Linked DNA regions of Homo sapiens: region 2 is linked to region 1. Evidence: chromatin contacts called from ENCODE Hi-C or POLR2A ChIA-PET data. All regions are on one chromosome and are shown on one strand. Each heading gives the region's core, a stretch centred on a gene start or an enhancer-like site at or near the end of the contact. The rest is flanking DNA. Distances are from core to core; before and after follow the strand shown. Region 1 overlaps PRKCA (protein kinase C alpha). Region 2 overlaps PRKCA (protein kinase C alpha).

What was found. A loop is a pair of places that touch in the nucleus more often than their neighbours do. ChIA-PET counts read pairs that join two places held with the same protein, here RNA polymerase II (POLR2A). Pooled maps may share reads with other maps.
Region 2: a loop to region 1 is called in a pooled map, with 8 times the contacts of the local background. The contact joins two enhancer-like sites. A Hi-C loop is called at or near these places in 1 of 168 maps with a recorded cell type or tissue (PC-9), 1 of 37 single-sample maps with no recorded cell type and 10 of 50 pooled maps. POLR2A ChIA-PET finds 5 or more read pairs at or near these places in 7 of 52 experiments (AG04450, BJ, CD8-positive, alpha-beta T cell and 3 more).

The regions. Positions count from the first base shown.
Region 1 is chr17:66,464,228-66,468,878 of GRCh38, reverse strand. All of the region lies in intron 2 of PRKCA (protein kinase C alpha), which reads right to left. Among named protein-coding and RNA genes, the nearest start is that of PRKCA-AS1, 50 kb to the right of the region's middle. RefSeq lists a silencer at 1,574-1,868. Within about 2 kb of position 1,723, at least 14 of the 41 ENCODE cell types and tissues checked have a DNase peak (open chromatin) inside an H3K27ac peak, as active enhancers do.
Region 2 is chr17:66,396,819-66,401,202 of GRCh38, reverse strand. All of the region lies in intron 2 of PRKCA (protein kinase C alpha), which reads right to left. PRKCA-AS1 (PRKCA antisense RNA 1) reads left to right here. Exons shown (of 4, transcript NR_110822.1): 4 at 2,985-3,134. Among named protein-coding and RNA genes, the nearest start is that of PRKCA-AS1, 18 kb to the left of the region's middle. Within about 2 kb of position 1,647, at least 2 of the 41 ENCODE cell types and tissues checked have a DNase peak (open chromatin) inside an H3K27ac peak, as active enhancers do.

The sequences.
Region 1 (4,651 bases), core at 474-2,973:
AATAGAGAGGATTGCAAAATAGAGAGGAATGATGGGTAATTTCTGGAGGTGAGAGGAAGTGGTGAATGGGAATCTGGGTTTCTCCTGCATGCCAGCCACAACTTCTGTTTCTCTTCAGTTTCATTCATGTTAGCTCTCGCCCCTCCCACTTTCCCACCCTCCACCCTCCTTCAGAAGTCCTTTACCTGTGCGCTCTTGCCCTAATGCTGCCATAGTTAGCTGGTTTCAGACCACACCTTCCATTTAGAGACCTCAGACAACCCTGGGCATTTACTCCAGGTCAGCTTCCTATTGAAAAGCATACAAATATGTTGGGAACAAGAGGCAAAAACAGAAGGGTGCCCATGTTTCTCAGCCAGATAGGATCTGTCAGTTATAATAGGGTTGGACCTTAGGAAAAACATGAATTATGACTTGCCAGGAAAAAAAATGCATGTGCAGGAACAAGTCAGTCAGCTGACTACAAACTGCTGCACCAAGATAGCAAATGTGTGCCTCCCACAGCCAGCGACCCAGTCAGCCCACACAAATGAGGACAGAGTCCTCAGTGACAGAGACACCCTGTGATGTTGCTGCAAGAGTGTGCATCTTGATTCAGACAAGTTCATTTCAAAAAATATTTTTCACCTGTATATCTTTTTAAATAGGTAAATACACAGCACAGACCCAGATAAAGGAAAAAGTCATTCTGTAGTTTTCATTTCTTTAAGCCAAAATGTCGAATGGAAAATATGTGCTTTTTGACAAATGTAGCTTTATCATTTCAGAGACATCGTATCTTCACTTTGTATTTTAGTTGCATAGAAGAAATAAAGAAGCATCAAAATGATACCCCACTGCTCCTGGAAACAGCTAATGAGGAGTTCCTAAACTAAGAGTCATTTCTGTCAAACACGAGGAAAGTGGAACTATCAGCAAGGAAAGATAACTTGTTAGTCATATAAATGCTCCTGGGAGCCATGAAAAGTTTTCTGTTGTTTTTTTTTTTAATTTTTTGTTTTTGTTTTTTAAGTACAACCAAGGCCAGACGCAGTGGCTCATACCTGTAATCCTAGCACTTTGGAAGGCCAAGGCGTGGGGATCGCTTGAGCCCAGAAGTTCAAGACAAGCCTGAGCAACATAGTGAGACCCCATCTCCACAAAAAATTAAAAAATTAGCTAGGCATACTAGCATGCACCTGTGGTCCCAGCTACTCAGGAGGTTGAAGCAGGAGGATCGCTTGAGCCCAGGAGTTTGAGGCTGTGGTGAGCCAAGATGGTGCCACTGCACTCCAGCCTGGGTGACACAGTGAGACTGTCAAAAACAAACAAAAATGTACAAACAAAATTTCATTCTAATTTTTAAAAGCACTAGAGCAGGTACTATTGGTGATAGGGCTGTTTTTCTGCAAAAAAAAATGTGTTTGCCCAGCTAAACAAGCATTTTGTTCACAATGAAAACTAAGCTATTATTTAGTCAAAAGCCATCATTTACAGATGAGGAAACTGAGGCAGTTTACCTTAAATCAGCCAGTTATAGCACATTATGTATAGTAACTGCTGAGGTTAGCTACACGACATCTGGCTACATAGCATGAAATGAGAGTACAGCTGACATCACTCCGTTCATACACTTTGGAATTCCTGAGATTTAACCACTCATGGTATTGGAATGTACCATGCCATGGCCTAAATGAGAGCCTGTAAGCCACGATACAAACCAAAAGATCTTTGCACACCACCTCCTGCGCATGAGGCAACATGCACAGTCATCCCTCTCTAAGATGCTCAGAGGAAGAGGAAAATAATGTGTTGAACAACAGCCATCTCTGTCGTGTGTGTTTGCAGGGCAACGAAGCCATCAGCAAACATCTTTTCATAGTAGGTTCAGTTTGAATATGAGCATCATTTTGCTTTCATTTTCAAATTTTCTTGCTACAAGGAAAAGTGAATCATTCCATAGTTTCAAATGCCAGTCACAAATTTAAACTGAGGGCATGAGTAATTTAAGTCTTTTTTTTTTTTAAATGAAGGAAGAGGTCACAAGTCAAACATCCACGTGGACTTCCCTTCTTTGACCCCAGCGTGAAGGAATTCGCAGGTTAAAGGCTTTTACTGCTAATCTTAGCACCACTGTTATTCCCACTTCTCTTTAGAAATAAAGTCAATTTTATTAAAAGCTGAAGTTTCAAGTTTTTGTGCATTACACCAAAAATTTAATAAAGAAAAGAACGATGTTTAGATTTTATGTGGAATACTTATCAATTCTTAACAGCACAGACTCCATCTTTGATTATTTTTAAATGTTCAGTGTGGCCAAATTATGTTAAATGGTATTTTGCCAAGAAGTTTCTTCCATTTTGAGGTAAGGAGAAGAAAACGTGGAGGAAGAGAAAGTCACTTGTTGCTCAGTGGGAACCACTTTGCAGAATAATTCTGACCCCCATCTCAGCTCCACAAGCAAGTTCCCAGAAAGGGCTTCCCAAGGCCCGTGGCTTGTGAGCAGTGCAGGTGGCCTCAAACGCAGGGCTCCCTGGGTCTGGCTTCAAACTCTTCCAGCTGGGACACCTGGGACCAAGCTCTACTTCCCCCAGCTCAGTTCCCATTAGATGCTTCCTCCACCCACACACAAATTCTTTCCACACGTGCAGTTCATGTTCCAAAATTTCATTCACCGACTACAGAAAAAAGGTACAGGCGTCTAGAGTGAGGAGATCCAGACCCATCCTCGTGCTTCGACATATTTCAGTGACTTCTTAAAATTCTCAGTATTGGGCTCTGCACACAGCAGCTATGTAACAAAACAGCTGCTGGTGCACTTGGATGTAAAATGCTTCTCTGTTTCTTCTCAATATAATGGAACTAAGAATGATTTCCTATGTCAGAGAACTATATAGCCCTACAGAAGAACAGCTTTTGACTTATTGCTGAGATTACATTAGGCTATACAAACTGAGTTATCCATGTGAAGAAACTCCTTTAAAAAAAAAAGTCAAATCTTACACAATAAGAAAGAAAGTACATGCAAATAAACAACTCCAAAAAGCATTTAAAATGTTACTGGCCTCAATAAATTTCCTTGCTTGGGTGGAAAGAGGTTGTGGAATGGGGATGGTTGTCTCTTCGAATTAAAGCTACCTTTGTTCATAATACCAACTTTTCTCTCTATGCAGATCTACTGTTAGAATTAAAACATATCAGGCCAGGCACAGTGGCTCCCCTCTGTAATCTCAACACTTTTGAGGGGCCAAGGTGGGAGGACTGCTCAAGCTCAGGAGTGTGAGACCAGCTTGGACAACACAGCAAGACTTCATCTCTACTTAAAAAAAAAAAAAAATTAACTAGCCAGGCATGGTGGCACATGCCTTTAGTCCCAGCTACTCAGGAGACTGAGGTGGGAGGATCTCTTGAGCCCAGGAGTTTGAGGCTGCTGTGAACCATGATCACACCACTGCACTCCAGTCTGGGCAAGAGAGTAAGACCTATCTCAAAAATTAAAAAAAATTAAAAAATAATTATAACATATCAGTTGACAAATTCCTTCCAGATATACCATTATGATAAGTCAAATTTAAGAATTACCCGATGCTATCAGTTTCTTAGGGAAGTCTTGAAACAAAATTCCCTTTCCCACAAAACAAATCTCGTTTACAAAACAGCTCATAGGACTAAAGTTCTGGATAGACATAAAAGATAAATTAAAGGATTAGTCCTTCCTATTCTGCAAATGTTAAGTTGTGGTTATTAAGGCTATGGGGGTTGGCCTAGTCAAAGAGTTTCCTAGTCATTCATTTATTTACTTAAGTTATTGCTTATGTCACTGGTAAAGAAACAAACTATGTTTCTACCAAGAAACAAAAACCACCAATCCCTTTGTATTTAATTAAAAAAACCAAAACACAAAATTGTAAAACTCTACAAAATAACAAAGGAGAAAGATCTAGATGACCTTGGGTTTGGCAATAACGTTTTAGATACAATACCAAAGGCCAAAGGAGCAATCCATGAAAAAATAATTGGTAAGCTGGATTTCATTATAATTAAAAACTTCTGCTCTGCAAAAGACACTGTCAAAAGAATCAGAAGATATTATAGGCTGGGAGAAAATATTGCAAAAAATAAATCTGATAAAGAAGTATTATACAAAATATACAAATAACTCTTAAAATTCAGCAATAGGAAAACAAACAGCCCAATTAAAAATGGGCACAAGACCAGATATCTCACCAAAGAAGATGTACAGATGGCAAATATGCATGTGAAAAGATGCTCAATATAATATGTCATTAGGGATCTGCAAATTAAAGCAATGAGATACCACTACACACCTATTAGAATGGCCAAAATCCAAAACACTGACAACACCAAACGCTGACAAGGATGTGGACCAATGAGATCTCTCATTCATTGCTGGAGGGCAAGCAAAATGGTACAGCCACTTTGGAAGACAGTTTGGCAGTTTCTTAAAAAACTAAACATATTCTTTCCATTTTACCCCACAATTGCAGTGGGTCATATATTTACCCAAATGAGTTTAAAATGTATGAAAACCTGCACACGGATGTTTATGGCAGCCTTCTTCATAATTGCCCCAAACTTGAAAGCAACCCAGACGCCCTTCAGTAGGTGAATGGATAAACTGCGGTGCATCCAGATGATAGAATCTTATTTA
Region 2 (4,384 bases), core at 398-2,897, 68 kb after region 1:
CTATGGCAACCCATGGCCACCTTCCTTTGCCACTTCATTTGCCCGTTCCTACAAAACGTGGCTACTTCTCATCAGTCCCTTGAGGGCGGGAACTGTGTTCTGGTTATCTTCATGTTCTCAACTGCCACACAGTAGGACTCATTATTAACTGAACTGAGAACATTTGTACTAAATTATAAGCAAAAAGAAACACCCCAAATACTTAAAGAAGAACAATGCCTGGAATAGTTTTGTACAACCAGTATTCTGAGATAGGTATCAATATGGACATATATGGTATACTCATCCTCCCCTGGGGAGTAAAGCAGCAAACATAGATAAATCACTCATCACAATATTCGTTTATAACCATGAAGAAAAGCTTGACATAATAAACTATAGATAGTCTTCATGCCCATTAGGATGGCTACTGTTTCTAAAAGGTGTTGGCAATGATGCAGAGAAATTGGAACCTTTGTGCACTGTTGCTTAGACTGTAAAATGGTTGTAACCACAATGGAAAATTGTACAGAAGCCCCTCAAAAAATTAAATAGAACCATCATGTAATCCAGCAATCTCAATTCTGGCTATCTATCCTAAAGAATTGAAAGCAGGGTCTCAGAAATATTTGTACACCCGTGTTCATAGCCACACTACTCAAGAGTAGCCAAGAGGTGGAAGCAACGAAGAGTTGTTGTTTGATAGGCAGACAGTTTCAGTTTTGCAAGACGAAAAGTTCTGGAGGTCTGTTTCAAAAGGTGACTATAGTTAACCCAGGCATGGTTGCTCATACCTGTAATCCCAGCACTTGGGGAGGCCAAGGCGGGGGGATCACTTGAGGTCAGGAGTTTGAGACCAGCCTGGCCAACATGGCAAAACCGCATCTCTACTAAAAATGCAAAAATTAGCTGAGCGTGGTGGCACGCACCTGTAGTCCCAGCTACTCAGGTGGCTAAGGCACGAGAATTGCCTGAACCCATGAGGTGGAGGTTGCAGTGAGCCGAGACTGTGCCACTGCACTCCAGCCTGGGCGACAGAGCTAGACTCCATCTCAAACAACAACAAAAAAAGGTGAATATACTTAACACTACTACCAAACCGTATGTGTACAAGTGGTTAAAACTGTAATTTTATTCATTGACAGATTAAAAAAATAGAATGATGTTGAAGATCCCTAACACAAAAATCTGAAATCTGAAATGCTCCAAAATTCGAAACTTTTTAAGTACCAACATGATGCTCAAGGAAATGCTCATTAGAGCATTTCAGATTTCTGGATTAGGGATGCTCAACCTGGAAGAATTATGCAAATATTCCAAAATCTAAAAAAATCCCCAATCTGAACCATTTCTGATCCCAAGCATTTCAGATAAGGGATATTCAATGTACATATCCATATATATAATGTTATATTATTCAGCCCTGAAAAGGAAAGGAAGCCTGTCACATGCTACAATGTGGGTGAGCCTGGAGGATAGTACGCTAAGTGAAACAAGCGAATCACAAAAAGACAAATACTGTATGAGTCCATTTATGAGTTAGTTAAAGCAGTCAAATTCATAGAAACAAAGTAGAATAGTAACTGCCAAAGCCTAGGAGGAAGAGGAAACCAAGAGCTGTTGTTTGATAGGCAAACAGTTTCAGTTTTGCAAGATGAAAAAGTTCTGGAGGTCTGTTTCAAAAGGTGAATCTACTTAACACTACCAAACTGTAGGCTTGCAAGTGGTTAAGATTGTAATTTTTATGTTAGGCGTCTTTTACCACAGTTTTTTGTATAGATTAAAAACTGCAGATTGAAATTTTGAAAAACTTAAAAGGAATACCCAAATTTTCATTTACTGCTTTAAAACAAATGCTGTCAGCCAGGTAATCCCAGCACTCTGAGAAGCCAATGTGGGCGGATCACTTGAGCTCAGGAGTTCAAGACCAGACAATGGGGCGAAATCCCATCTTCTACAAAAAAATACAAAAATTAGCCGGGCATGGTGTCCCACTACTTGGAAGGCTGAGATGGGAGGATCAACTGAGCCCAGGAGGTTGAGGGTACAGCGAGCCGCGATCGCACCACTGTACTCCAGCCCGGAAGACAGAGCAAGGCCCTGTCTCAAAAAAAAAAAAAAAAGAAAAGAAAAGAAAAGAAAATGCTGTCTACCACATGGTGCATCAATATCCACAGCATCATTCCTCTGTGCTTTCTACAGCCAAACTGCCCATATATTTCTTCTCTAAATTGGATCTTAATCTACATGAGAAAATGCAGAACCAGTAAATACAAAAATCGAGCATTAAATAAAATTAAGTATCTCAAACGAGAAGTTCGATTTTTAAAGTAAACATCATCACTCTGTCTGCCCAGTGCACTAAAATCTCTGGAAGCTTTTAGCAGCAGCAGGATCCTAATTGCATAACCTTGTTTCCAATGAGTGAGAAATTATGCTATAATTTTACTTATCAAAAGAACATATGAGTAGCGCGACGCCACCCACCTCCCCATCATCCATCTGCCTTTCTCGTTCATTAATTACATATGCTTCCGACTCTTCCTTTCTGATTACCCTGAACACTAACACTCTCCAAATGGGGACTGTTCCCTCTCTGTCTTGCTTCCAAATTGTCTGATTAAACCACACTCCTCACAGCTTCTAATCCTACAGTTACCCAGGGAGCTTTCCTTCCCCAATCTTACTCTCTCCACACCAAAATGCCTTCCTCACTCCAACTATCACTTAGTTCTTTGCCACTTAACTTTTTCAGCTAATCTTCCAAATTAGCCCATCACCAACTTTGATTTTTCTCCTAAGATGTTTAAAGCCATCATGAGCCACTATTCACTTCAAAAGTGTGGTTGGGTTTTGAGTCTATTATTGTATGACCACCACCTTGTTTCTTCAGTTTCCCTCTAGGGGTATAAATCGTGTCTGCATGTGGCAGATAGAATCTGTGGGCTGGAATCTTCATGGTTTTAAGCGTTACTCTGATTTTAGTCTGTTTCATTTCCTTCCAGGTCTCAGAGATATTGAGCTTGGACTTCGACCATGGGTTCTGGAGTCCATTCAATTCCCAGCCTTGGCCATTCCTGGCTGTGTAATTTCAAGGAAATTACCTAAACACTCTGAGTTTTGATTCTATCGTCAATAAAATGAAGGAAATGCTAGCATTTGCCATGTACATTGACATAGGGATTAATCATGGAAATAAAGAGTTGAGGTCCATGTCCTGGTACAGAGACTCAAAAAATCCTCAGTGATGGTAGATGCCAGCTCCCTTGGGGAAGGAAATATGATGGCTCTACTTCTTTGGAGTTTAGACGATGTCACAGAGCCTTATCCTGAGGAGCTCCCTGACTCTGCAGAGGCCATGAACAATGTCACAAACAGAGTTGGACGACAGTGGTGCCATCAGGATGCAGGCATCAGCACTGTATCCTGAATAATGGTACCATTAAGAGTAACTCCCCTTGAATGGCTCACACCCCCCATGACACATTACAGACTACACATCTTGATGTTACCACAAATCTCTAGAGGCCCTTGATGTATTCAAGTCTTCTGTGTAATAAGTCACAAAACTAGTGCTGAACTTAGCTGAGTTGGAAAAAAAAAGAAAAAGGGCAACGACAAACCACCTGTGACCCAGGCACCCAGCATCTCTCAGTAAGACATTTGCCCTTAAGTCAAAGGCAAGAACTCCAAAAGACAAGCTAAAAAAGAAAAACAGAAAACGTTTTTAAAGATATATCTTTTCTTCCTTAAAGTCCTGCATCAAAATGACACATCCACCATCTAACAAATTAATAAATTCCCTTAAAATTATAAATCCAGCATGGTCTAGACTGTGGGGCAAAAGGCACTCACACCCCAGGGGTGAAAATGTAATCTTGCACTAGGTTTTTAGAGGGTAACTTGGCAACAAATATCAAAAGCCCTAAAAAAAAAAAAAAAAAAAAAGTCTACACTGGGGCCGGGCATGCTGGCTCATGCCTGTAATCCCAGCACTTTGGGAGGCTGAGGGAGGTGGATCACCTGAGGTCAGGAGTTCGAGACCAGCCTGGCAACATGGAGAAACCCTGTCTCTACCAAAAATACAAAAATTAGCTGGGCATGGTGGCAGGCACCTGTAGCCCCAGCTACTCGGGAGGCTGAGGCAGGAGAATCGCTTGAACCTGGGAGGCAGAGGTTACAGTGAGCCAAGATTGTGCCACCACACTCCAGCCCGGGTGACAGAGACAGACTCTGTCTCAAAAAAAAAAAAAAAAAAAAAAAAAAGTCTTGATTGTTTGACTGAATGATTGCTTCTACTAGTTTTTACTGCAATAATTAGATATTCATATAAATATGTATGTAGAAAGGTATTCATGGCAGCATTACTTATAATAATGAAAAATAAAAAACAACAATAGAGGGT